Linked DNA regions of Homo sapiens: region 2 is linked to region 1. Evidence: chromatin contacts called from ENCODE Hi-C or POLR2A ChIA-PET data. All regions are on one chromosome and are shown on one strand. Each heading gives the region's core, a stretch centred on a gene start or an enhancer-like site at or near the end of the contact. The rest is flanking DNA. Distances are from core to core; before and after follow the strand shown. Region 1 overlaps PTPRJ (protein tyrosine phosphatase receptor type J). Region 2 has its middle 15 kb from the start of NUP160.

Evidence for each region. Hi-C counts contacts between places; a loop is a spot of excess contacts on that map. ChIA-PET counts read pairs that join two places held with the same protein, here RNA polymerase II (POLR2A). Pooled maps may share reads with other maps.
Region 2: a map of A673 shows a loop between it and region 1 (4-fold over the local background). The contact joins two enhancer-like sites. A Hi-C loop is called at or near these places in 26 of 168 maps with a recorded cell type or tissue (A673, B cell, CD4-positive, alpha-beta T cell and 18 more), 37 of 37 single-sample maps with no recorded cell type and 27 of 50 pooled maps. POLR2A ChIA-PET finds 5 or more read pairs at or near these places in 9 of 52 experiments (A673, GM12878, OCI-LY7 and 6 more).

The regions. Positions count from the first base shown.
Region 1 is chr11:48,107,621-48,114,025 of GRCh38, forward strand. It overlaps PTPRJ (protein tyrosine phosphatase receptor type J), which reads left to right. Exons shown (of 25, transcript NM_002843.4): 2 at 2,438-2,456; 3 at 5,127-5,363. Among named protein-coding and RNA genes, the nearest start is that of MIR3161, 14 kb to the left of the region's middle. Within about 2 kb of position 2,376, at least 18 of the 41 ENCODE cell types and tissues checked have a DNase peak (open chromatin) inside an H3K27ac peak, as active enhancers do; they include A673, B cell, CD8-positive, alpha-beta T cell and 1 more, where a contact is called at or near this core.
Region 2 is chr11:47,859,770-47,866,174 of GRCh38, forward strand. No RefSeq gene overlaps it. Among named protein-coding and RNA genes, the nearest start is that of NUP160, 15 kb to the left of the region's middle. RefSeq lists enhancers at 1,956-2,025, 3,411-3,460. Within about 2 kb of position 3,527, at least 4 of the 41 ENCODE cell types and tissues checked have a DNase peak (open chromatin) inside an H3K27ac peak, as active enhancers do; they include A673, B cell, CD8-positive, alpha-beta T cell and 1 more, where a contact is called at or near this core.

The DNA.
Region 1 (6,405 bases), core at 1,126-3,625:
TCATCTGTACCAGTGACTTTGCTGTGAAGATGTAAGGGAGAGTGGTTGAGGTCAAGATCTGGGTTCTGGTTCTTGTGCCTCCTCTCTGGCTGTGTGTCCTTCAACAAGCTGCTTACTGTCTCTGGGCCTCCGTGCCCTCTGCAACTGGGTTGTTGGTCTATTTAAATACTTGGAGAAAAAAGCTGGGCATGGTGGCTCATGCCTGTAATCCCAGCACTTTGGGAAGCCAAGGTGGGAGGATTGCTTGAGCCCAGGAGCTTCTGACCAATCTGGGCAACAAAGTGAGATGCTGTCCCCATACAGAAATAAAAAAATTAGCTGGGCATGGTGGTGCATGCCTGTAGTCCCAGCTACTTGGGAGGCTTAGGTGAGAGGATCGCTTGAGCATGTGGGATCAAGGATGCAGTGAGCTGTGATTGCACCACTGCACTCCAGCCTGTGACAGAGTGAGACCTTGTCTCTTAAGAAAAAAGTTATTCAAAAAATACTTTGGAAAACAATGCTGGGGAGAGTATGAGCTTCAGATTGCACATTGGTTTCTATCAGGAGGATCTGAGCCTCGGTGGTGTTACCTGTAAAATGGGGATAAAAATACCTCACAGGGTTGCAGTGAAGATGTAAGGATGATGATGATGACAACAGCAGCTCAAATAGATCATTTAACTTAATTCTCGCCAAAGCAAGGCAGGTACAAAGATCATCCTGTTGGCAGATACAGACAGGGAGGGACAGAGAGGTTAATTAAGCAAGCTACCTGCCCGCAGTTACATGGCCAGAAGCAGTGGCACTGAACGACTTCCTTCAGGCGGTCTGAGTCCAGGTCTCAGCTCTTAGCCATCACTCCATGGTTCTGTGCTGAGACAAGGGATGTAGAAAGCCCAGCACAGTGTCTGTTACATAGTAGGTGCTTAGTAAGTTAGAGTTCCTTTTTATCCTCAGAATGCGTTTGCAAGTATAGCCTCCCACAGTGCTTTTACTTTAATCTTTCCCCTTACTGGGCAAAAAAATGTTTGCTGCCCTGTGCGACTTGCCTAGCTATTGACTTCTCTTTTTTCTGCCTCTCTCCTATGATCCATCCTAGACTGTGGATTGAGGCTCAGCCTAGATTAAAGGGCAGGGGCTGGAGGAGGAAGATGAGCTGAAAAAGGGTAGGCCTGAGGCGCGAAGGAGTTGATGGTAGGGTGGAAGGTGGGAATGGGAAGTTTGAGAATTGGAGGACCTGGGGGCAAGACTTTCCCCCTCTGGGCTCGTTCTTTCCTTCCTGTGCCGTTTATTGAGTGCCTACTGGGTCCACCATTCTAGGCATGGGGCACAGACAAGATCTCTGTTCTCATGGAGCACACAGTGTGGTTGGAGGAGTCAGTGATGGACAGAGAGTGAGGGGTGTTGGTTTCCATGGCTGCTCGGAGAAGGACTTGCTGAGGAGGTGGCGTTTTGGGCAGGCCATGAAAAGGTCTGGGCAGAGTGTGTTTGTGGGAGGGAATAAATATGTAAAGGCTCTAGGGGAGAATCAGTTTCGAGAATGTGAGGGGGCAGTGAGACCAGAGGGGCTAGTGGGCTGTGGCTGAGTTTGAATTTTATTCTAAGTGTCATGGAAAGTAGGAGGACGGTTTTTTCCACCAGGGTCCTTTTTGATTATTTTATTCTTCGTGACGATCCTACTTAAAAAAAAAAATCTTATTCACCAAAAAGGTGTGTTTGTGAAACAATAGAGTGTACAACCTTGAATCACTTTAGATTTTTAAAGTATAGGGAAACAATTATGGATCACAATGAATATCCTTGAGGGCTGCTCCCCTCCCCAGCTGACACTGTCAGCTAAACCTTTAAGGCCTCTTGTGTGTCAAGCATTAATTCTTCCCAAAGCTGCTTGACATGTGATTAAAAATTTTTACTGCCACCTACTGATGGAAAGAAGAAGATGAATTTTTGTACAATGAAAATCCCAAACACAGTGGATTTCTGGTTTCCACTGTGCTGTCAGGACTGGGAAATGGGTCTGGGGAAGGGGTGTGCTGGGCTTGGTATCCCCCCCACCCAACCCCCTTTTTTTGGCCCTGACAATCTGGTCTCTGCTTCTGTGTCCTTCTGCTTCAGCTCATCGCACAGTGGGTGGAGGGAGGTGCTGACCTGGGGAGTTGCTCCGGGGAGAGGGCTGGAGGTGGGGGGATGTGTCTGGGGAGAAACACTGGGCACTGGGAGTCAGCAGCCGCCAGCCCCCACATAACCCAGTTAATCCTTTGTAATTGACCCCGAGGTTGCAATGATTCCCTGTGTTTAATGTCCCAAGACGGCCTAACCCTGACCAGCAGACCTTTGCTTAATGTGCTTCTTACCACCCCACCCCCATTATTAAATCCTCAACTGCTTTATTTCTGATTTGCATTTTCCATGGCTGAATGAATCTGCTGACTTCCGTTTTCTTTTTCTGTTTCAGATCCTGTGCGCAGGTGGCAGTGAGTACCCTTTTCCTCTCTATTCTTGTGTTGTTCGCTACTGCCCCCTAATGGACACACAGCAACATTAACAGCAATGTGAAATGCTAATTTATTAAAACCTGCTCGGTTTCCAATTTTTCTTTTTCTTTTTCTTTTCTTTTTTTTTGAGTTGGAGCCTCGCTCTGTAGCCCAGGCTGGAGTGCAGTGGTGCCATCTCGGCTCACTGCAACCTCCGCCTCCCGGGTTCAAGTGATTCTCCTGCCTCAGCCTAGCAAGTAGCTGGGATTACAGGCACGTGCCACCATGTCCGGCTAATTTTTTGTATTTTTAGTAGAGACGGGGCTTCCCCATGTTGGTCTTGAACTCCTGACCTCAGGTGATCCGCCCGCCTTGGCCTCCCAAAGCGCTGGGATTACAGGCGCGAGCCACCACGCCCGGCCCCAATTTTTCTTTAGAAGTAGGAGTGAGGGTGGAAACAACAAATGAAAGAAAAAATTTTAATTAATTGTGCAATCATGATGAAAATTTATATTTTCTGTAATTTTTTTCTAGCCTCATCTGTGGGCGATTTAACTTAGTTGAAATTGTAATACATTATTTGTATATTGTTTATGTGCTGTTATCCTTTAAGTATTTTCTTGTGTTGCTACATTGCCCTTTTGTTGCTACATTGCTACATTTAAAGAATGGGGTGGAAGATCGTCATAACCTTTGGAAAATGAGACCTGGACTCCCGCATGTTTTGCTTTCATGCACAGGGCTGAGTCCCAACTGCTGACAGTGCTGGTTCATTCCCTGGTAATAAAATGAGAAAAATAAGGATATGACTAGAAGTTTTTTAAGGAAGCTTAAATATATTCAGTTGAAAGCACCATCCATCCCTGGATTATGTCCTTACTAATTTTTTGGTCATAAAACATTTCTATAAGAATTGAAGGCCGGGCCTGGTGGCTCATGCCTGTAATCCCAGCACTTTGGGAGGCTGAGGCAGGTGGATCACCTGAATTCAGGAGTTCGAGAACAGCTTGGCCAACATGGTGAAACACCATCTGTACTAAAAATACCAAAAAAATTAGCCAGGTGTGGTGGCATGCACCTGTAATCCCAGCTACTTGGGAGGCTGAGGCAGGAGAATCGCTTGAGCCTGAGAGGTGGAGGCTGCAGTGAGCCGAGATCACTCCATTGCACTCCAGCCTGGGCAACAAGAGTGAAACTCCATCTCAAAAAAAAAAAAAAAAAAAAAAAATTAAAAATAATAGTAGTTGGTAGTTTTTTAAAAAATGTACCTTTTAGGAAAAAAAAAAAAAACCATGGTTTTTGTTTCTCCCCAAAATTTGGGAACTTTTTTTTTCCTGATTGGTAAAATCTCAGTTTGTGAGATAAAATAATTAGATTGTACTCATGGAAGCATATATGGGCAGATCTTGCTGAAATCTTCTAATAAAGCAAATCTCAATTAATAATGGTAATTAGAGCCTGTGCAAACAATGGGAAGAGTACTGCCGTTGGTTTTTCTTCCTGTTAATTAGTTTAATAAATAAACTGGTGGGTACCTTGTACAGGCTTGAATCACTGCTGCAGAAGAACACTTCTATTCAAACATCTACCGTAGGTAGTAGAATTGCGGGAAACAGAAATCATGAGCTATTTTAACTGAAAGGATTTACCCTGGGAAGTGAGAGTTTACAGAGTCATTGGAAGGGCCGCTGTATTAGTTTGCCAGGGCTGCTGTAATAAGATCAAGGTCTTGGGGGTTAGGACTTCAACATATGAATTTGGGGGTGGCGGAGCACAAGTCAGCTCATAACAGCTGGGGAGGAGGCTTTAGGCCTGGCCCTGAGAAATTACTCCCAGACTAAGGCTGCAGAACTGACCCCCTAGAGAGTCACCACCTTGGTCATAGACAGCAAGCAGAGAGGGAGGAATCAGGAAGTCCCTGCTGTAGTTGCTGGATCCAGCGGTGAATGTTCTGAGCTGTGATCCTGGGATCAGGAAGCTGCAGCCACTGCCACAGTGTTGGTTCTAGAGCCAGGCAGCATGAGATCCAGTCATCGCATCCACACTACAGCTATAAGAAGGAGGAAGGGCAGAAGGTTGTGCTCCACCCTTTAAGGACACTTGCTAGAAGTCAGACAGAACGTCTGGTCACACTCTGTTTGACAGAAGTTAGTCACATGCAACATCTAGCTGCATGGGAGGCTGGGAAATGTGGTCTTTGTTCCCAACAGCTATGCATATACAGGGCCAAAAATCTCCAGGAGTATGATGAAGGGAAAATGGGGGAATGGAGTTTGGGGGTCAAGAGTGGTCTCTGCTGCACCTCCCTGAACAGAGACTCTAGGAGACTAGTAATGAATTCAAGATAAAGCAGCCAGTGTGGCCAAGGTTCTCCTTCAGTGCCTGAGCTCTTGGCCATAGGAGCTCACGCCTCCTCTCCTTTCCTGTGAATGACTGTGTGCAGTGTAAGCATGGAGCTTCTGCACTCTCGTGGCCAGGTACTCTCCATGTGGCCAGAAATGGCAGTTTCTGAGGGGCTCATGTTGTAGGTGATGATACAAAGAAGAGAAAGAGAGGGATCAGTTTTTCCAAGTGTGCATTTCATTTCAGTGTAAATATTTTGTGAGGTGGGGCATCCCTGTCTCCTGGAGAAATATATTTTTAATCTAATTGTTTACTTTCTTTGCATAGCCCCTAGTCCAATTCCTGACCCTTCAGTAGCAACTGTTGCCACAGGGGAAAATGGCATAACGCAGATCAGCAGTACAGCAGAATCCTTTCATAAACAGAATGGAACTGGAACACCTCAGGTGGAAACAAACACCAGTGAGGATGGTGAAAGCTCTGGAGCCAACGATAGTTTAAGAACACCTGAACAAGGATCTAATGGGACTGATGGGGCATCTCAAAAAACTCCCAGTAGCACTGGTAAGCATAGGCTTTTCTGCCAGTCATGTTTCTTAAAGGAAATCGGTAGAATTTATAAATGTCATGTTTTCCAAATACTGTTCTTCTTTTAATTACCTAAGAAAATCTTTTTAAAAATTTTTATAAAGATAGTAATGCATATTCATTATATAAAACATAGACAAGAAAAGAATAACAAGTAAATCATTAACTGGAGATAACCATTGATCACTTGATATACGAGTTTTATAATTTTAAGATATATGCATGCCTGTGTGCATATGTATATACATATATATGTTTTATTTTGTTTTACAAATATCAAGGTCATCCTTTACATGTAGCTTCTCACCAATATATTACAAATATTCTTCCCTGTTAGTATATACATTTCTACAGGACAGTTTTAATACCTGCCTGGCATTCTATTTTCTAAATCAGGGTTGGCAGATAATAATGGTCCTTGGGCCAAATATAGATCACTTTCTGTTTTTGTAAGTAAAGTTTTATTGAGTCTGCCTATGGCTGCTTTCATGCTAGAATTGAGTAGTGGCAATGGAGAATTTGTGGCTTGTAAAGCCTGAAATATTTATTCTGTGGCCCTTACAGAAAAACATTGCTGATACCTGGGTTAGATAATTGATTCTAAAACTGTGGTTCAGAGATCTCTAGGGGTCTCCTAGATTCTTTCAAGGTATTTCTGGGTATTGTTTTCATAATACTACTAACATGTTATTTGGCTTCTTTACTCTCATTTTATCATGAGTGTACAGTGGAGTCTTGCAGATTCTATATGATTTGGGATGACACTGTCACTCTTACAGCTAATGGAATGTATGCTTTCATATTGTTTAAAAAACTTTATCTTTTTTATTTCTAATACAGTATGGTAAATATTAATCAATATAACCCATATAAACAAAAATTCTCCGGGAGCCTTAATAATTTTTAAGAAGTTAAAAGGGCCCTGAGACCACAGTGTTTAAGAATTACTTGTCTAAAAGCATTGTAAATTATTTAACTGCTCCCCTGTTGTTGGGAAGGTAGATTATTTATTTATAAT
Region 2 (6,405 bases), core at 2,277-4,776, 250 kb before region 1:
ACCTACAGGAAATAGAAAGATGCAGGTCTGGCTGTTGATCACTGATTCCACCATGAGCCAGAAAATTTTACTTCATTTGGCCAAACCCCGGGACAGTTCAGTAGGGATTGCTGTTGACACAAATAGGGGTTCCAGTTCCCACTGTTAACTAACCACTTGGCCTTGGCAAGTCACTTCATTTCTCTGGGCCTCAGTTTCCTCATCTGTAAAATGAGGCCTCTGGGCTTCATGATCTCTTAGGTTTCCTGGTTCACAACTAGGAAAATGCTAAGATAAAGGTATAGGTATAAACATCTTTAAAAAGTCAGAAAAACATCTATAACATTTCAAAAGAACAATCTCTAGTGGATAAAAATATGTGTACAGTACAGTTGACTCAGCAATTTCACTCAGAGTTTTATCCTAAGGAAACAATCACAGATATGCTTCAAGATACAAGGATTGACGGGCGTGGTGGCTCATGCCTATAATCCCAGCACTTTGGGAGGCCAAGGCGGGTGGATCACCTGAGGTCAGGAGTTCGAGACTAGGCTGGCCAACATGGTGAAACCCTGTCTCTACTAAAAATACAAAAAAATTAGCCGGGTGTGGTGGCACGTGCCTGTGATCCCAGCTGCTCAGGAGGCTGAGGCAGGAGAATCGCTTAAACCTGGGAGGCGGAGGTTGCAATGAGCTGAAATCGCGCCACTACACTCCAGCCTGGGCAACAGAGCGAGACTCAAAAACAAACAAAAAACAAGGATGACTGTCACAGTGTTTGCTTTTTTTCCCAAAATAAACATTTAATTTTAGAATAGGTTTAGATTTACAAAGAAATTGTAAAGGTAGTACAGAGATTTCCCGTATACTCCATCTATTCTCTCTCCCCAGCTCCCCTATTGTTAACAGTTTATGTTAGTATTGTCAGAGGCGTTCGAAACAGAGCGACTCCATTTTGAGTGAGGGCTGGAAAAATGAGGCCAGGACTTGCTGAGCTACATTCTCAGAAAGTTAGGCATTCCTAACCTCTAGATGTTTACGGCTAAGGGGACAAATTAATAATGCTTACTGAACAGACCCAGACTTGGGAGTGTCCAGATATCCCGATATCTGGAGAACAAAGGCATTCCTAATTTTGCTTTAAAGATAATAATATTGATTTTTGAAAAATATAGTAATTAAAAAAACTTAATCCTTTATCACAAACCCTTGTAGCAGAGCACATCTCCCCATATATACAAGCTTTGTACCTAGGGTGGATGCGTTCCTCCTCTTACTTTTGGGAACATCCTACTCTGTCTATGGAGTAGCTGTCCTTTCACCACTTTACTTTCCTAATACACTTGTTTTTGCTTTGCACTGCGGACTCACCCTGAAGTCTTTCTTGTGTGAGATCCAAGAACCCTCTCTTGGGGTCTGGATCGGGACCCCTTTCCTATCTGTAACAGTATGAAACATTGGTCACAACTAATGAACCAATACATATATATATATATTTTTGAGACAGAGTCTCGCTCTGTCACCCAGGCTGGAGTGCAGTGGCCTGATCTCGGCTCAGTGCAATCTCCACCTCCCTGATTCAAGCAATTCTCCTGCCTCAGTCTCCAGAATAGCTGGGATTACAGATGCCTGCCACCATGCCTGGCTAGTTTTTGTATTTTTAGTAGAGATGGGGTTTCACCATTTTGGCCAGGCTGGTCTTGAATTCTTGACCTCAAGTGATCTGCCCACCTCAGCTTCCCAAGGTGCTGGGATTACAGGCATGAGCCACCATGCCCAAACTAATAAACCAATATTGATACAGTATTATTAACTAAAATCCATACTTTTTTTCCCCCAATTTTAAGAGACAAGGTCTCATTCTGTCGCTCAGACTGGAGTGCAGTGGCATGATCATAGCTCACTGCAGCCTCAATCTCCCAGGCTCAAGTGATCCTCCCGCCTCAGCCTCCTGGGTAGCTGGGACTACAGGCACATGCCACCATGCCTGGCTAATTTTTAAATGTTTTGTAGAGATGGAATCTCTCTATGTTGCCCAAGCTAGTCAGGAATTCCCCTTGACAGTTTTGAGAAGTACTGAACAAGTATTTTGTAGAATGTCTTTTGTCTGATTTTTCTCTTAAAAAATCATGATTAGATTAGGGTTATGAGAGGAAGACCACAGAGGTAAAGTGCCATTCTTGTCCCAGCACAGCAGCAGGGGTACATGCTGTCTGCGTGACTTTTCGCTGATTATGTTAAGCTTAGTCACTTAGCTGAGGTAGTGTTTGCCAGATTTCACTGAGCTTTTTTTTTTTTGAGGCGGAGTCTCACTCAGTCTGTCACCCAGGCTGGAGTGCAGTGGTGCGATCTCAGCTCACTGCAACCTCTGCCTCCTGGGTTCCAGCGATTCTTCTGCCTCAACGTCCTGAGTAGCTGGGATTAAAGGTGTGTGCCACCACACCTGGCTAATTTTTGTATTTTTAGTAGAGACAGGGTTTCACCATGTTGGCCAGGCTGGTCTCGAACTCCTGACCTTGTGATCCGCCTGCCTCGGCCTCCCAAAGTGCTGGGATTACAGGTTTGAGCCACGGCGCCCAGCCTCACTGTGCTATTTTTTTAAAATAAAAAAAGTTCTCAAGCAAACTATAGGTCAATAGAGGACTTTAAACTCCATGGGGGCAAGATCTTTGCCTGCTTTGCTCACCACTGTGTATCCAGTGCTGAGCACATTTCTGACAAATAGTAGGTGTTAATTAGAATTTGTTGAAAGAGGGTCAGGCATGGTGGCTCACGCCTGTAATCCCAGCACTTTAAGAGGCCGAGGCGGGTGGATCACCTGAGGTTAAGAGTTTGAGACCAGTTGGCCAACATGGTGAAACCCCGTCTCTACTAAAAGTACAAAAATTAGCTGGGCGTGGTGGTGCATGCCTGTAATCCCAGCTACTTGGGAGGCTGAGGCAGGAGAATCGCTTGAACCTAGGAGGCAGAAGTTGCAGTGAGTCGAGATCATGCCACTACACTCCAGCATGGGCCACAGAGCGAGACTCGTCTCAAAAAAAAATAAAAGAATTTGTTGAATGAAAAAGTGGGAAGATAAATAAATTAACTTCTCCAATATGATGGAATACTGGCAATTATCATAAACATTTGATGATGTGAAAAAATGTAAAGTATTTATTGCTCAGTGAACAAAACAATTAGAAAACAATTTCTATACATTCAGTTTTCTATGAAGTGTGTTTGTGTGTGCAGAAAAATAACTAGAAGAATGTTGTCAACATGTTAACAGTGGTCGTTGGTTATTGCTGGGTGGGAAGGGAATGGGGATTTTTATTTTTTTCTTTGTTCCATATTTTTAAAAATTGTCACAATAAAAAGGAATTACTTTTTGAATCAGAAAAAGGAATAAAAATGGAGAAAAGTTTTAAACTTCAAAAAGATTCCCGAGCAAGGAAAACAGATATTCCAATACAATACTCAGCAACCACGTTATTTAGCCATGTATTAGTATCTGTGAAGGAACTGAAATCAGTGGTGCAGTGCAGAGAGGGTGTTGTCCTCAAAGTTCTGCAGTTTCTAGGAAACAGGGTACACTAGGCACCATCTGTTTCTGATTTAGAGCATTAGAGTTACAAGATCATAAGCCGTATCTTTGTTACTCTCATAACAAATTGTTTAAAGTTAAAAAAAAAGAGTAAAGAGCAAAACCAAATGCACAGGATGCCAGAGTGAATGGCATTATTGTATCATTTGCTTTCTCTTCCCAGGGGCTTTGCATTTTAAAAACACATGTTGTGGTTTTTCTGTGATTATCTTTCCACTTCCTGTGTTGTATCTCCTTACTGTAAATATCCTTTTGTATAGTCATGCTTTTTTCCCCTTGCGTCTTACATGTGTGTCTTTCTTAATATTCACTTTCTCCAGTCTTCTACTGTTTATTTTCCCTAATACTAATTTGTATGAGTCCATTGGTATTTTTATTCTCCAACAAGATTTTTTTAGAACCCTGGTTTCAAATCCTAGTCCCATCTTTTATTAACTGTATGGTCTGGGGGAAATTGCATAATTTCTCTGAATGTTTCCCGCTGAAAATAAGGACAATATTAGGTAACCAATGGGAGTATTGCAAGGATTAAATGAGTTTAATATAAATACATAGAGGATCTAGCCTAGGGATGGGCACAAACATGGCACTTAACCCTTGGTATCTTTTCCTTCCTTCTCTCCTTCTGTGTATCCTCTAATACTATGTCTCGAGTTATCTTTCTAAAACACCAACACATACTAAAGGGTCAAGTCTAACCTTAGCAGGTTTTCAGGGTCCTCCTCAAATAAGCCCCAACCCATCTTTGTGGTCTTACTACCTTCTGGGCACATTCCTTATACACATTACTCTCCAACCACACAAATTACTAGCTGTTGCCTAAATATATGTTACTGTTTCTTCTCTCCCTGACTTTGCAAGTGCCATTTTCTGTGTCTGCAAGTCTTTCCTGCTCCTATCTGACAAACTCCTTTGCAAAGCCTTCTCTGACAGCTTGAGGCCCCCATGCTTCCCTCTGACCATAGTAATTTGTTCAAATCTTTACGAATACAATTCCTTATTCAAGTGTCTGTATCATTCACTCACGTATTCGACAAATACTTACCCAGCTGCTACTATGTGCCAGGCAAATTCTGGTGGGAGTGCAAATTCTGGTGGAATTGTGAGATTCCATAAAGGCAGGGGTCCTGTCCTGTCTTGGTGTTTAGCACTGGCGAAAAGCAAGCACTCAGTATTTGTTTGTTGAATGTTGAATAAAATGAGAGCTTTTTTCTTCAATAGTCAAACTGAAAATTATAATGCTACCAAACACTTCCTCAAAGATAAAGGGCACATTTTCTTTTACATGTAACATATTATTGTGTTTATTAACACTTCCAGGGGGCTCAGAAATATTCCTTTGCTTCAAATGTTCTCCATCTGGAAGAGTTTAGCTAATTAAACCAAAGACTACAGATGAGTTGGCCCAATTTATCTCCAGGATGAAATCCTTTTTTTCCTCCAGAGAATTCCTCAGATAAATATCAAGGGTCAATGTTACTTTTAGTAACATACAGTTTTTGAAAGTCTTAAAAATGTTTTAAATTTCTAAATTCGGTTTAAAAATACTTTTGAAAATCTTATTTTTAGTTTAAATTTACCAGTGAACTTTAGTCTACACAAAAGCATTTGTTTTGACTCGAAATGATGCCAAATCACCAACTGGTGAATAAATTGGTAATTAATCTACAAAAGGGAAGTTAGAAAAAAATTCTTTCTCTTCCCCTCCGCCTTTTTTTTTTTTTTTTGGTAAGTTTAGATCCCTGTTAGCGATGATATTCTGTGCAGATTGAAAGCTGACTCAGAGAAAGCTATTATTATCCTTCCTTTTTCAGGGTTTAAAGTTTTCATTATTAACATTTGCCGACATTTTTTAGCTTTCATTCTCGTCCTTACCCTGTTCCCTTCTCCATTCCCTTCTAATGTGTAGAAACATGTGAGCCCTGTTTTCTTGGATTCATTTGGATCTCCCTTTGTGCACTTAACAGGACAATTATGAAAATTCATGTGCTGATTACATGCTGATTTTTTTGAGCTTCAGAATGAAAACACTGTAGGCCAGTCGTGATGGATCATGCTTGTAACCCCAGCACTTTGGGATGCCAAGGCAGGCGGATCACCCGAGGTCAGGAGTTTGAGACCAACCTGGCCAACATGGTGAAACCCCATCTCTATTAAAAATACAAAAATTAGCTGGGTGTGGTGGTGGGCGCCTGTAATCTCAGCTACTCAGAAGGCTGAGGCAGGAGAATCACTTGAACCTGGGAGGCGGAGGTTGCAGTGAGCTGAGATCACGCCACTGCACTCCAGTCTGGGCAACAACAGTGAGACTCTGCCTCAAAAAAGAAGAAAAAAAGGAAAAGAAAAAGAAAACACTGTATAACTTCAAATTAACATCAATTAAATAATGTCCACAATAGCTGAGTTTTATTTATGTAAATTTAGTTATTCAGCTAAGCTGAATTTTTTTTCTCTAGTTGGAGACAATTTATCCATCTCCTGGGTTATATCATGAGATTTAAACTGATGGGCCCTGATAGGAAGAAGCTAAATTAGATTTTAATCAAAGAGATACTATGCAAAACTTGGTAGTGAAGAAAGGAAATCTAATGTCCAATACTGCCATCCTTGCCAGGCAATGTCCTTGTATGTAGAACTGACTCAACAGAATTTTCTTTTTTTTTTTGAGACAGAGTTTCATTCTTGTTGCCCAGGCTGGAGTGCAGTGGCGTGATCTCAGCTCACTGCAACCTCCGCCTCCCGGGTTCAAGCGATTCTCCCACCTCAGCCTCCCTAGTAGCTAGGATTACAGGCATGCACCACCACCCCTGGCTAATTTTGTATTTTTAGTAGAGACAGGG